Regions from separate parts of the Mus musculus genome. Here regions 1, 2 and 4 are each linked to region 3. The links are chromatin contacts, found by Hi-C or POLR2A ChIA-PET in ENCODE. All regions are on one chromosome and are shown on one strand. The core of a region is the stretch at or near the end of the contact, and the rest is flanking DNA. Distances in the headings are between cores, read along the strand shown. Region 1 overlaps Dmtn (dematin actin binding protein). Region 2 overlaps Lgi3 (leucine-rich repeat LGI family, member 3). Region 3 holds the start of Nudt18 (nudix (nucleoside diphosphate linked moiety X)-type motif 18). Region 4 holds the start of Bmp1 (bone morphogenetic protein 1).

The links. Hi-C counts contacts between places; a loop is a spot of excess contacts on that map. ChIA-PET counts read pairs that join two places held with the same protein, here RNA polymerase II (POLR2A).
Region 1: a loop to region 3 is called in a map of left cerebral cortex, with 3 times the contacts of the local background. The contact joins the enhancer-like site here to the promoter of Nudt18 in region 3. A Hi-C loop is called at or near these places in 1 of 37 maps with a recorded cell type or tissue (left cerebral cortex). POLR2A ChIA-PET finds 5 or more read pairs at or near these places in 4 of 5 experiments (Patski and embryonic stem cell).
Region 2: POLR2A ChIA-PET joins it to region 3 with 14 read pairs in embryonic stem cell. The contact joins the enhancer-like site here to the promoter of Nudt18 in region 3. A Hi-C loop is called at or near these places in 2 of 37 maps with a recorded cell type or tissue (heart and left cerebral cortex). POLR2A ChIA-PET finds 5 or more read pairs at or near these places in 3 of 5 experiments (Patski and embryonic stem cell).
Region 4: a loop to region 3 is called in a map of heart, with 5 times the contacts of the local background. The contact joins the promoter of Bmp1 here to the promoter of Nudt18 in region 3. A Hi-C loop is called at or near these places in 2 of 37 maps with a recorded cell type or tissue (Patski and heart). POLR2A ChIA-PET finds 5 or more read pairs at or near these places in 1 of 5 experiments (Patski).

The regions. Positions count from the first base shown.
Region 1 is chr14:70,622,617-70,625,630 of GRCm38, forward strand. The region is part of intron 1 of Dmtn (dematin actin binding protein); the gene reads right to left. Among named protein-coding and RNA genes, the nearest start is that of Dmtn, 2.9 kb to the right of the region's middle. Within about 2 kb of position 1,360, at least 2 of the 3 ENCODE cell types and tissues checked have a DNase peak (open chromatin) inside an H3K27ac peak, as active enhancers do; they include left cerebral cortex, where a contact is called at or near this core.
Region 2 is chr14:70,537,133-70,540,260 of GRCm38, forward strand. Lgi3 (leucine-rich repeat LGI family, member 3) reads left to right here. Exons shown (of 8, transcript NM_145219.4): 8 at 1-1,192. Among named protein-coding and RNA genes, the nearest start is that of Reep4, 6.6 kb to the right of the region's middle. Within about 2 kb of position 1,828, at least 1 of the 3 ENCODE cell types and tissues checked has a DNase peak (open chromatin) inside an H3K27ac peak, as active enhancers do; it is left cerebral cortex, where a contact is called at or near this core.
Region 3 is chr14:70,576,008-70,579,106 of GRCm38, forward strand. Nudt18 (nudix (nucleoside diphosphate linked moiety X)-type motif 18) reads left to right here and starts at 1,817. Exons shown (of 3, transcript NM_153136.5): 1 at 1,817-2,103; 2 at 2,905-3,099. The coding sequence starts at 1,942.
Region 4 is chr14:70,518,560-70,521,529 of GRCm38, forward strand. It overlaps Bmp1 (bone morphogenetic protein 1), which reads right to left and starts at 1,701. Exons shown (of 20, transcript NM_009755.3): 1 at 1,310-1,701. The coding sequence starts at 1,478. Sftpc (surfactant associated protein C) reads right to left here. Exons shown (of 6, transcript NM_011359.2): 5 at 2,758-2,913; 6 at 2,382-2,556. The coding sequence ends at 2,767.

The DNA.
Region 1 (3,014 bases), core at 110-2,609, 46 kb after region 3:
AGGCAGCTGGTCAGAGGGCCTCTCCGTTTTACCAGGAAGGCGGCCTAGAGCGCAGGGGAGCTGTAATGGGCATTCTGGAGAGCAAAGACCGACAGGAGGAATAATGTTCTAGCACCTCACCCAGAACACCAGGCGTGGGGCGCTTCACGGAGCAAAGGGTCCCCGGGGTTGTGGCCAGACATGAAAGCCATGGTTACATATGAACAAGCACCAGCATGCCTACACACAGCCGCCACTCAGGAACCCGATTGCAAACACCAGTGGACAGAGTTATATAATAGTTGATATTTACAGACTATCATGATTGACTGTGGACTCCGGATTTCACGGTCCTGCCTTTCACCCTCACCACGCCGTCTCAGTCCTGTGAACTGTTCCCTCAGTTGTAGCATGGGTTGCATGTAGCGTGGTGAAATGAGACTTCAGTAAGTACTGGGTCAAGGGCACACTTAAGCTCACTGACCACAGTACCACTTCAGGTTGAGTTATTGTGCTCCTCTGTCCCTTCCCCTTGCCAGGCCCTCCACAGCTGGGCCCTGCCTGAGGCGCCCCCACAGCACTAGTGGGGCTCCCCAGGCTCCATCTGGGTCCTGCATCCCTGTGTGGTACCAGAGCACACAAATCAGCGCCTTTTGGGAAAGTGCTAAAAGGCAGAGCCTTAGGGACATTTGCATTTGAATGAAAGGTTTTAGCAGTGGGTGCTTTGTTGGTTTGTTTTAGATAAGAGTTTTCACTGTAGCCCAGGCTGGTCTCCAACTACTTAATCCCAACCTAGGATGACCTTCAACTTCACCTCTGGAAAGCCCGAACCTTTGGCGCTACCTAGCCTGGCTTCACTTGGTCGTGGGGATCAGCCCAGGGGCGTCATGCACACCAGGCACTAGGTAACTAAACTATAACCCCGGGCTATGAATAAGGTTCTTGCTGGGGACATTTGAGGCTGTCAGAAGGCCAGCAGGGGAAACCATTTTTTTGGAGTGGAAGACGAGAAAGGAAAGATGGGAGTGGGTGGGAAGGAGGTGTGTGGGGAGGGAGGGTGATTTTTCAGCTTCCGTTTAGTCACACTGCACAGGCATCTGCCTACCGCACCCACGTGAAGTCCCCTCACCCAAGCTAATTTCTCACATTCCTCCTCCGGGCCTGATCCCTCTCCATCCTCCGTCATGGCCCCGCTTACTTCATTCAGAACACTCCCCAAGTTCTGTAACTTCTGTGGATACGGACTAAAAGGTCAGGCTGCAGCAGGAAGGGAAGGGGAAAGAAGGGGAGGGGTGGGGGTACGGCACCATAGAGGAAGCCAGTCCAGGTGTCGGAAGACCCCCTTCAACCTCCCAGGCTCAGGTCAATAGCCAGCAGGCTTCCCATCCTTCCATCTCAGCCGCACCCACCTTCAGCTGGCCGCCCCAGCCTTATCTGAGCCACCAGCCAGGCCCCACCTCAAACCACCCACCCTCTCATTTCCACGGCAACCAGAGCTTTGCAGCTCCCCAGGATATGGGTGATAAGACTTGCCCACAGGGATCTCCAGGTTGGCACCTACCCATCCCAGGCAGGGATGGATCCAGATTAAAAGCCCTGGACTTGGAGAAATGAAATGTAGAAAGTTCAGCAGGCACAGAGATCCACCATCTCAGGTGGGGGTCTAGTCCAGCCCTTGTTTCCATCCGAAGCCACCGCTACTTTCTACTTAACACATTGGCATTTTGTTCCCTTACAGATGAGAACAAAAAAGAACTAAGAGGTGAGCTTACCCAGGGCCACCCAAAAGAAGGCAAGCTGGATGAAATTCCAACCGGGCTGAATTTAAGCCAAAGGAATTTCCTATCTTTCCAATGCATCCCCAAAGATTCCATTTTAATATGAACTTGGGTCTCTCTACCTCTCACCTGACCCGTACAGCAGGAGCTGGGAGTCAGGATTGGGTGAGAGTGTAGGATCTGGCCCTGGGACAACTGAGCATCGTCAAGCCATGCTGGAGAGTTAGTTCATGAGTTAACAGGCCTGCCATGTGGGCTAGGTCAGGCAGGTGGGAGGCCCATTCTCTGCCTCTGTTTCCTTCAGTGTCTCTGTCTTTCTTCCTGCCTTCCTTTTCCCTTCTTCTTCTTTTCTCCCTCTCCCTCTCCCCCTCCCAGCCCCACTTGCACAGTTGCTGTGGCAACAACAACGCAATGCCAGAAATAAAGACAGGCTCCAGCTAGGTCACCCGTTCCCAAAACAGCATCCTAGGGTGGGAGAAGGGTGGTGTAGTCAATAGGGCGGGAACTGGGCGCGCACTACAGTGAATGTGTGTATTGTAGGGTGGGGTGAGACACGGGACAGCAGGGTTTGGGCCTGCTTAGGCCAGTGGCTCATCAAAAGCCTTACTTAAGTCAAGTTTATCCCTGGCCTTTTCTCAGGCCACCAAGGCCCTGTTACTTTCTCTTCTCTTGTTTTCTCTCTCTCTCTCTCTTTCTCTCTCTCTCTCTCTCTCTCGCTCATGCAAATGCTTTCTGATCCTTTTCCTATTGCTTTGGACTATGCATTCCTCATACCAACTCTGAATGACACCTGTCCCATTGAACAAGATCAGGCAGCTTCAGGAGTAGATAACGGAGTCCGTCTGTTCCAGGACCTGCCTACCCACTCTCAGTGACAAGAGTGCTCCTTTCCCTTTGACCCCCCCTCCTGCCTCCCTCCCCTGCAAACATGCCTGAGCTCATTAGAGTTTTCTTAGGTTCCCCTCTTGACCGAGTTAGTGGCCATTTCTGTGCTCTTTCCTCAGAAGAGGTAAGTTTCTCTTTTCTAGCTAGGTCCCTCCACTGCTCAGGCTTGCTTTGTCCAAACACGTTCCTTATAGATCTGAGTCCTGAGGTATATATAGCTGGATCGGCAGATCTGGGGAGGAGAGGAAACTCCCACCCTAAATCCAGATTCTAGAATTCAGGAGAGGTCCCCATTCCACTCTCCCCACACGTGAGCTCTGAAAGAATTCTGCAGACATTGCCCACCAGTGGGTAGACAGATGCTCTCCTAGC
Region 2 (3,128 bases), core at 578-3,077, 39 kb before region 3:
AGCCTGTCTATGTAGCTACACACACATACACAAAGAAGTGGGCCTGGGCACACACCAGGGACTAGCCCAGGGGAGCCATTCCCATTACTGTAATAAGCACCTACGTATGCACCAGGCACCCAGTGTCCAGGCTCTCTATGTGCGCACCAACAGCCCCTGATCTTCAGTGTTCCCTGCTCTGCTCCGTTGCTAGCGTGTCTGAGTAACAAAGCGAGTGCAGGAAGGGGTGAGCCACAGCCTTCTCTTCTCAGCTTAGCTTTCTGCTCTCTGGCCTCTGGATGCCCGAGGTGCTTGTGTACCTGTTTGGCATCCACAGTTGCAGCCCCCCTGCAGGTGTGCCCACACTTCCAAGTGTGCCTGCCCACGCCATGCTCCTTCTGCATGCACCTGTGGACACTGATGGACAAACTCAGCTGCATACTTGTGCATACCCCACCACACTTCTGATTCTGTATCTGCACACGTCTGGGGGTGTGTACGTGAGCGGACTAGGTGCTGGGCAAACCGGCGTCCTTGATACCCCGTAGCTGCTCTTCTTGGAGGGTGCCTACAGCACCCACACTTTCTCTGCTCTCCCCAGTGTGCCCCCTGTGTGGCTCATAAGGATAGCAACAGAAAACGTGACCATGGCCTCGTGGGGACAAAGCCACTTCATCCAGAAGCAATAATAACAAGAGGCAGCAGCAACTGGGTTCTTCACAGTGCAGTATAGCTCTCCTCACTAGAGTTTTCTTCCACGACTCAGTCCCAGCTCAAAGGGACACGGGTGGGAAGGCTTTCTCTGGATAGCTATTGCTTTTTCAAGCTCGGGCCATCTCCTCTCTCACCCTATCTTTGAGATGCGGATCCCAAAGTGTGATTGCTCCTTGACTGGATATATAAAAAAAAATCAGCCAAGGCAAGAATCCTGAGACAGCCTGAGCTACTTGTGTGGGCGCCAGGAACATGTTGGTCGCCCTGGCACCCCTCCATGCCATGGAGATGCCCCCCGGAGGCACAGCTCGGTGGAGGCTGGATGAGGATGGCAGGGAGGGACACCTGGGAACCAGGCCTCTGCTGCCCTCTGCTGTCCTCTGGGAGCAGCAGCCCTGAAGTAGGAAATGATCAGGCTGAGAGGATTTCTTGCGGCCTGATGCACCTGGGGATAATGCTAAGATTCCTTTGCTTCGAATAAAGTTCCACCCCACTGCTAGCTCTCAGGTGTCCTCAGATGTTTTGCTAGGAGCAGAGACAGGGTTGTGTCACCTGTCCTTGCAGTACACAGAGACCGTACCAGCTTCCTCTTGGCTCCTTTCCCTCAGATGCTGTCAAGGTCACCTGGCACTAAGGTCAGGAGTTCCTGGTGATGCCACACAGGTGCTGGGCTAAGTGATGAGTCTCTGCCACCTGGGACTGAATCACAGGCCACTGTTCCTTCCTGGAGATTATAGGCACGGACCTGCTAAGACCTAGGTCTGTCCCTTGGTCAGGATGTCTCTAAGCAACATGGCAAAGACATGCTCAGCCCTTTGCCGCCCTGGCCATCTACCAGTCGCTCCCTGAGCTCCCCACTGGACAGATGTCTGCCATTGTTACTACAACCACCAAAGTGAGGCGCCTGGGAGAGCTAGGTAATATGCTGCTCCTTCTTCTCCCCGTTTTTAACCAGCCACCAATTCCCCACTCTTTATCTCTGAGGGTTTCCAAATGAGCATCCTTCCCCTGCCCCCTTGCCGCACTACAACCTTCATCCAAGCCTGTCCTCATTGCTATGGTTTCTAGATCCCTCCCGCCGGCCTACTTCTCAGATCCTTCTGGTCTGCCCTTCCTGAAACATCTCTCCATTATGTCATCTGCTACCCAGGAGCCCGCTTTGGCTCCGAGCTCTTCTCAAAACAAATCCATGGCTTTGTGCCTGACATAAAGCTCTTCAGGACCAGGTGCCAACAGACACAGCGGCACTGGTCCCTCTCCTGCTTGTTTCCATTCTGTCCATCCCTGAGACTCCAGGAAGAGCCTGGGACAAAAGGAAGGGGAGGGGAAGATCATCAGACAGGGCTCGGGCTGAAGCAGTGACCAGGGTCACTAGGGAACCCTGGTGATAGCACCATGTTGCAAAACTGCCACGCTCAGCTGTGTGGTCTCTTTCCTTGTCATTCTTTCCACCCCCAGACTTGAAAAAATTGGGAACCCATTGCCATCTTACATGAGAAGAAACGGGGAAAGGGACAGAAATGGTAGATGTGACAACCCCAGGAGGGGGTGCTGGCATGTGTACCCCCTGCACATACACACACAGGTCTCTTCCCTTCTACTGTTCCTCACCTGTTCCCCAGGGTCCCTTTCATTTCTCGCTGGTCATATATATGTCTGTCTTAGGGTTTCTATTGCTGTAAAGAAACACCATGGCCGTGGTGAGTCTTATAAAAGGAAATATCTAGTTGGGGCTTGTTTATGGTGTCAGAGGCTTAGTCCATTGTCAGTATGGTGGGAAGGATGGTGGCACACAGAAAGACGGGGTACTGATCTGCAGGCAGCAGGAAGAGAGAGTGACCTGGGCCTGGTTTGGGCTTTTGAAACCTCAAAGCCCACTCCCCAGTGGACACACTTTCTCTACTAAGGACACACCTACTCCAATAAGGCCACACCTCTTAGTCCTTCTCAAGTAGTGCCATTCTTTGAGGGCCCTAGCATATGAGAGGAGCCTGTGGAGGCCATTCCTAATCGCTAGCACCACTGTTTTAATTCCCATTCAAACAATGTCCGTGTGCATCCCATATCACTGATCTACCACAAGAGAAGAAGAACAGGTCTGAGAACCCCAGAACATGTCTTAACCCCATGCTCTGAGCTCCAGTCTGGACCGCACATGTCCAGATGTCAGCTGGATTACTTTGCTTGATGCCAACTAGTTTTTCTGAACCTCAAATCCTACAAAGCAGATTAGCTAACGCATTTTGTAGAGTATGGGGATTCACTTCACTTGCTGAGGAAAAGCAGTGGATGGCTTTCAGATACTTACTTCGCCTGTATGTGTCTCAGTCTCCTTATCTGCAAAGTGGGTCTAATGATGCCCAAGCAGCAGGCTCATCTATCATGGGATAGGCTGGTGCATATCGGGCCCGCCTTATCGTCCTTCGTGAGATCTA
Region 3 (3,099 bases), core at 567-3,066:
CAGTTGGGCCGGCTGCTGTTTATCTTAGGACGCCTCTGCCACTCTCCCAGCCTGCCCAGACATGACCTCACCCTCTCCCAAATCATCCCTGGGAGAAAGAATGGAGTGTCTGACCAGTGCTGCCTCCACTTCACAGATGGGAAAACTGAGGCACTGAGAGAGCAAAAGGGGGGTAGGGGGAGAGGAGGGTAGGGGAAGAGAGAGGTGGAGAAGAGAGAGGAGGCCTTTAACAAGTGGCTCTGCACCCTGGGGCCTGATCTTGACCCTCTGCCGATGACTACAGTTAATTTAGAAATAGGAGGTCTTCAGTGGCCTCAAGTCAGAAGTGTCCAAGTGCCTGAAAATACTGTGGGCCACTAACAGTGCCCATCCAACCTCACGTAGATTTCCTCTTCAGGGAGTTTGCATCAGCATCGGGGAGAAGAAAGGCTGAGACCAGTCCCGGAGGGCTGAGATCGCCTGCCAGTCAAGTCTACAGAGCACAGATGTGGTTTTGTGGTGCTGGGAATTGAACTCAGGGCCTTGTGTATGCTAGGTAAATACTCTACCGCTGAGCTATACTCCCCAGTTTCACGGTGTGTGTGTTCTTGTATGTGCAGGTGTGCTCTATGGACTATGGCTTTGAGACCCTACCTGGAGAACAGGTGGGCTGCCTGGTGACGGTGTTCAGATAGTGCATGGCTTCTCCCAAGCTCTCTTGGCTTCTCAACAAGTATGGAAAAGGAGGGCTGTTACAGACCTACTGTACAGATGAGGACATTGAGGCCACCCAGGGCACAGAGCACGTCAGTCAGCAGAGGCTGGATGTCTGGCTTTTAAACTCCAGAGCTTTGTCAGTACCATCAAGCCACTGTCCCCCAAAGGAGGTACACAGAGCCAGCAGTGGGGGAGGAAAGGGAAGTCTGGGATGGGGTGAGGAGCCCAGACTTGGCCTGCTTTGTGGATTCCTCTCAGCTGGCCCTGCCTTCCTGTCCTGAGTGGAGGTTAAAGAAGCTCAGAGGAAGAAAGGTCAGGCTGGGAGAGAAGCAGGAGCTGGCCAAAACAACCCACACCCTGTTCCTCATGACCAGGCCCTGGACGCTGGGTAGGAGGGCACCACCCCTGCCCTCTAAAGATGGAGTCTGTTTCAGAAGCCTGGGAAAAGCATTGGGCACAGGATCGGATGCAGGCTACAGTGCTGACTTCAATCTCCCTTTCATTCATCCCCCCCCCCCTTAGCTTCTTCTCATCCCCAGCCTTGTCCCACCTTGACCACCTGTCCCATCCCTCCTCTGAGGCTTGTCAATCACGTTCCCCATCCCCCACCCCACCCCCAAACCAATCCTTTAGCCTCGGACTCTTAAAATGCCCTGTGTCCATCGACCTAGACAGATCAGAATTTCTAACGCAACGTTATGTGCCTGAGCCATACCACATTCAGAGCATTTTAACGAAGTCAGAAAGTTATTTGGGGCCTATTCGTCGTGAGCACTTCTGTGGTTCGTTTATGATAAAAGCTGGACAGTGGGAGCGAACGGCGGAGTCTGGGCTTCCGTAATGTCATCGGACGAGTGACGCCATCGACCCTGGTCACAGTGGTGTTCATCACCCTACAGGCAGGATGACATCACCGTCGGAACCCGCGCGGACAAGTGCGTGCTGGGTGAATTAGCTAATCGCTAGGGAGAGTGTGAAGTGAGGCTGAAACCCAGGAGAGGAGGGGGCAGAGGGAGGATCCCGGCGCCCCGCCCTCCCGATAACCGCTGCGAGCTGGCCAATCCGGGCAGGCCGCAGTGACGCGCAGCCTATCAGCGACCAGGTCTCTCCCGGAGGTTCCGTGTTAGTCTTGGCCCTCAAGTCAGGGGAGGGGGCGAGGGCGCCGCGGCCCACCGCAGCTCAGGTCCCGGCCGCTTGCCTCCGGGGGTCTGGCAGGTCCCGGCTTGCCACCTCCCCGGAGACTTGATGGCCACGGAGGGCCTGGCAGGGGCGCTTGCCACCGTGCTGGGGGGAAAGGGGTTGCTGGTGCAGAGCTGTGACTCGGAGCCGGCTGGGAAGCCGCTGTTTCCCGTGCGGCTGCGGAAGAATGTCTGCTACGTGGTGCTGGCCGTGTTCCTCAACGAGCAGGTGAGCGTCCGACCGGCCGCTGGCCTTCGGCTGGTCTCGGGAGCGTGCCGCCTGCCCTGATCTGAACAGGCGAGCCAACGGCCGCTGCCTGTATGTGGCGCTTCCCAATGTTGCAAAGCACTCTCAACACTAGCAGCTGAGCTGAGATCGTCCTTCTGTAGACTCTATAATATGGAAGGAGAAGCCGAGGTCCCGGGGCGGTTTATCTCATCCACTAGACCTCGCCCCCCACCAGGAGAGGCCTGTAATATGCCCCCTTCCTTTCCAGGAGTCTAGACTCTCCCGGCGCCTCGGGAGAGTAATGGGGAGCTTACATGCAGGCCTCCGATCCTGTGAGAGTTCTTTTTAGTGATCACTTCTGCACAAGTCAGCGTTATAAAATCCTGGCCAAGAAGGGGTAGGTTGGTATAGGGGTGGAGCTAAGTTTCAAAGCCTCAGACCCTAGATTGAGGACTTGACACAGGCGGTTTGTAAGTCCCATGGGAACAAGAGCAAGACAGTGGCATAAATGAGTCAGTATAGGAGTGGTGGCAACCTTCAGGAGGAAGCCTCCTAGAGCAACGCCCAAGGTCCTCAGCCCCTTTCTACAACAGAAGTCCCTCTGGGTTTGAGTTACAGCAAAGCGGAGACAGCCACTGCTTTCAGCCATATCAGGGCCTGACTCCTGAGGATCCAGCATCCTAAAGGTGTCTGTCTACCAAGAAGGGAGCTTTGGGCTGCCATCCAGGTAGGGGCTACTCTTCTGAAGCCCCCAGACTGGCTGGGTAGGAGTGAAGATTGTCTCACTTCCCTCCCTCCCAGGATGAGGTGTTGATGATACAGGAGGCCAAGAGGGAATGCCGGGGGACATGGTACCTCCCTGCAGGAAGAATGGAACCAGGAGAAACCATCGTGGAGGCCATGCAGCGGGAGGTGAAGGAGGAGGCAGGGCTGCTCTGTGAGCCAGTGACACTGCTGTCCGTGGAGGAGAGGGGCGCCTCCTGGATCCGCTTTGTG
Region 4 (2,970 bases), core at 451-2,950, 58 kb before region 3:
CCTGGTTTGCCTACAGCATACCAGGCATGGAAGAGGAAAGACTGAAGGGTTTGGTTTGTCCTGTCCTGTAAAATGGTCCCTATCCTACCTAAGGGTGGATGGAGCAAGGAGAGTCCCTGATTAGGTCCTCTGTGCTCAAGATTGTAGCTGCCTGTCCCAAAACTTTGTGTCCATTTCTTGTGTCCCAATCCCTGGCTCTAGCTCTTCGCAGACAGGCTGAAGTCAGAAGCGGGAAGTCGAGGAAAAGTTGTGATAACTTGTCCCCAGTGTATTCCAGACAGCCTGCTTGGGAACATCAATTAGGCCAATGGCCTGAGTGTGTCTGGTCATCTGGTCACTCCAAGGGAATCACAGCAGGAGAGTCCTCATGAACAAAGATCACACACACACACACACACACACACACACACACACACACACACACACACACTAGAAGCCCTGACTTGACTAATTAGCCTCAGGTGTCTGTAGGGCGAGAGAGCTGATGTAGAATATCTGAGACCTCTTTGTGAGACTCATTTGCTAACCTAACTGAGCTCTGGCAAAGCTCTCCTGGCACACAAAGGCACAGGTAAGTCCCCCTGTGCCCCCCAAGCCCCCACCCCTGCCGCCAATTTCTCTGACTTTGACAGCTGTCTCTTGAGTGTTCAGAGAGCTCCTGCTGCTGGCTAGATTCATAGGATTGCCTATGAAGAAGTATTCCATAGAACCTCCTGAAAAACTTTCTCCTTCCACTGGGCTGAGAAGCCGGGAAAATCTATCCCTTTGGAGCTGCAGGCCTTCTTTCTGGGCATCAAACCAGACAGATGTGCTGTGCGGCACTATGGCAAACAGACAAGCAGGCAAACACCAGTATTCCACAAAGCAGGAGGGATAGGGGAGAAGGGACACGGACGGACGGACGGACGGACACACACACACACACACACACACACACACACACACACACAGTTTGGCCAGTAAAGTTTCCCGGTGGAGAAAAAGCCTCCTTGCCAGCGGGATTCGCTGGGACCGAGGGAGGTTTCCCCAGGATTCCTCTGTGAAGGCGAACGGCAGCCGCAGCAGTTTCCACAAACAGCAGCAAAACTTCAGTCCTAAAAGTCCCCCAAACTTCCCCCTCCCTTTCTCCCTCGGTCTTTTGTTCCCCCACTGCATTGCCAACCAAGCAGCTCCCAGCTTCCCACACTGGACTGTCCTCCCCCAACCCCAACTACAACCCCAACCCCAACCCCTGCCCGGCCGGGAGCCTCGATCCCAGCCTGCCCACGCCCGGCTTCCGTGCGCCCTGGGGGAGCCGGGGGTCGCTCACCCGCCTTGCAAGGGTCTTTGTAGTTGAGGAGCTCCGGGGCGTCCTCCTCGCCCAGGTCGTAGGTGTAGTCGGCCAAGTCCAGCGGCCGGCCGGCGCGCGGGAGCAGCAGCAGCAGCAGTAGCAGCGGCAGCGACAGCAGCGGCAGCGGCGGGCGGGCCACGCCGGGCATGCTGGCGGGCGGCGGTGGCGGTGGCGGTCGCGCCCGGACGCGGGAGCGGGGCGACGGGGAAGGGAGCGCTGAAGGCGAAGGGGAGGCGCTCTCCCCCCGAGGCCACCTCTTCCCGTCCCGTTTCCTGTCTCCCGCCCCCCGCTCGGCCCGGCTCTCTCCGGCCCTGGGCTCCGGCGTCCCCTCGCCCTCCTCTCGGTCGCTCCCTTTCTTTTCTCGCCGCCCTCCCACTCCCCACCCCACCCCCCCTTTTAGGGAAATGAGCTCGCTGGAGGGCGGGTTTTCGCCCAGCTCAGCCCCCCTCGGGGCCGGGACCGTGCTCGGCCGGGCCGGGAAGCACGCCAGCCGGGCGGGGAGGACGAGAGTAGCACCGCCCGCCCCGGAGGGGAATCCGCTGCCTGGGACTGGGGCAGGGGCCGGGGAGGGGGCGCGGGCCAGGGATGCCCGGAGGCACCGCTCCGCGAGGGGCCCCCTACAGGCCGCTGTCCTGTACCAGGCGGAGTGCCTCCGGGCACGGGACACGCTGTCAGGTCCGTTCCTTCCTCTTAGACACTGGATCAGCGATCGATCGTTCTCTCCCAGAGACTCCAGAGTCTGTCTGTCTTAGATCTCGGCTCTCTCGCTTCTCACTGTCTCTCTGTCTAGCTGTCTCCCTGCCTGTCTCTGTCGCTGTCCTTCCTTGTGGACACACCGCTGGAGGGCGCCTAACACCCGTGTATGGCACCCAGGTCCCGTCCTCTGTCCCTGCCTTTTGCTCTGTTCCCCATTACCTGGGGTAGGACCAAACCTCCATCACTCTTAGAAAGGACGTGGCAAAGCGCCCCAACTCTCCAAACCCTCTCCTTCCTAGGACGGCTTCTGCTAGAAGCCGAGCTGAGAAAATGTGAAAGAAAAGAAGCGCCACTCTTTGTTTTCCAATCAGGCTGCTTTATTCTTTTGTGATAGGATCCCCCTGGCCCGTAGGAGAGACACCTTTCCTTTACAGACTTCCACCGGTTTCTGGGCAGGAGCAGCTTCCTGCTTGTCTGACAAAGACCCTTTGCGGAGGGTCTTTCCTGTCCCGCTGCGGTTTCTACCGACCCTGTGAAGCAAAGAACTAATGCTTATGGGGACTGAAGAAGCCACCCGCTTGGGTCCAGTGTGGGATGTGTCTGGGAACCCTCCATCCTCCGAGCTCCCGAGACCACTGACTTTAAGAGATACCTAGTAGGTCCCCTGACAAAGCAGGCAGCCCAAGCCCTGCCAGTGTTGCCCAGGCACCCTGAAAGGTACTGTTGCTCACCTGTGGATGCTAGATATAGTAGAGTGGTAGCTCTCCACACAGGGTGCTCACAGCAAGGCCTAGGAAAGCCAGGTCTCTCCCGGAAGAATCGGACTCGGAACCAGTATCATGCCCTTCCTCCTGGCCCAGCTTAGAGGTGGGTGTGGAGGGCTTGGCCTGGAAAGAACACCTACTTTCAATGTCACCTGCTTTATTTAGTGTGGGACACTAAGT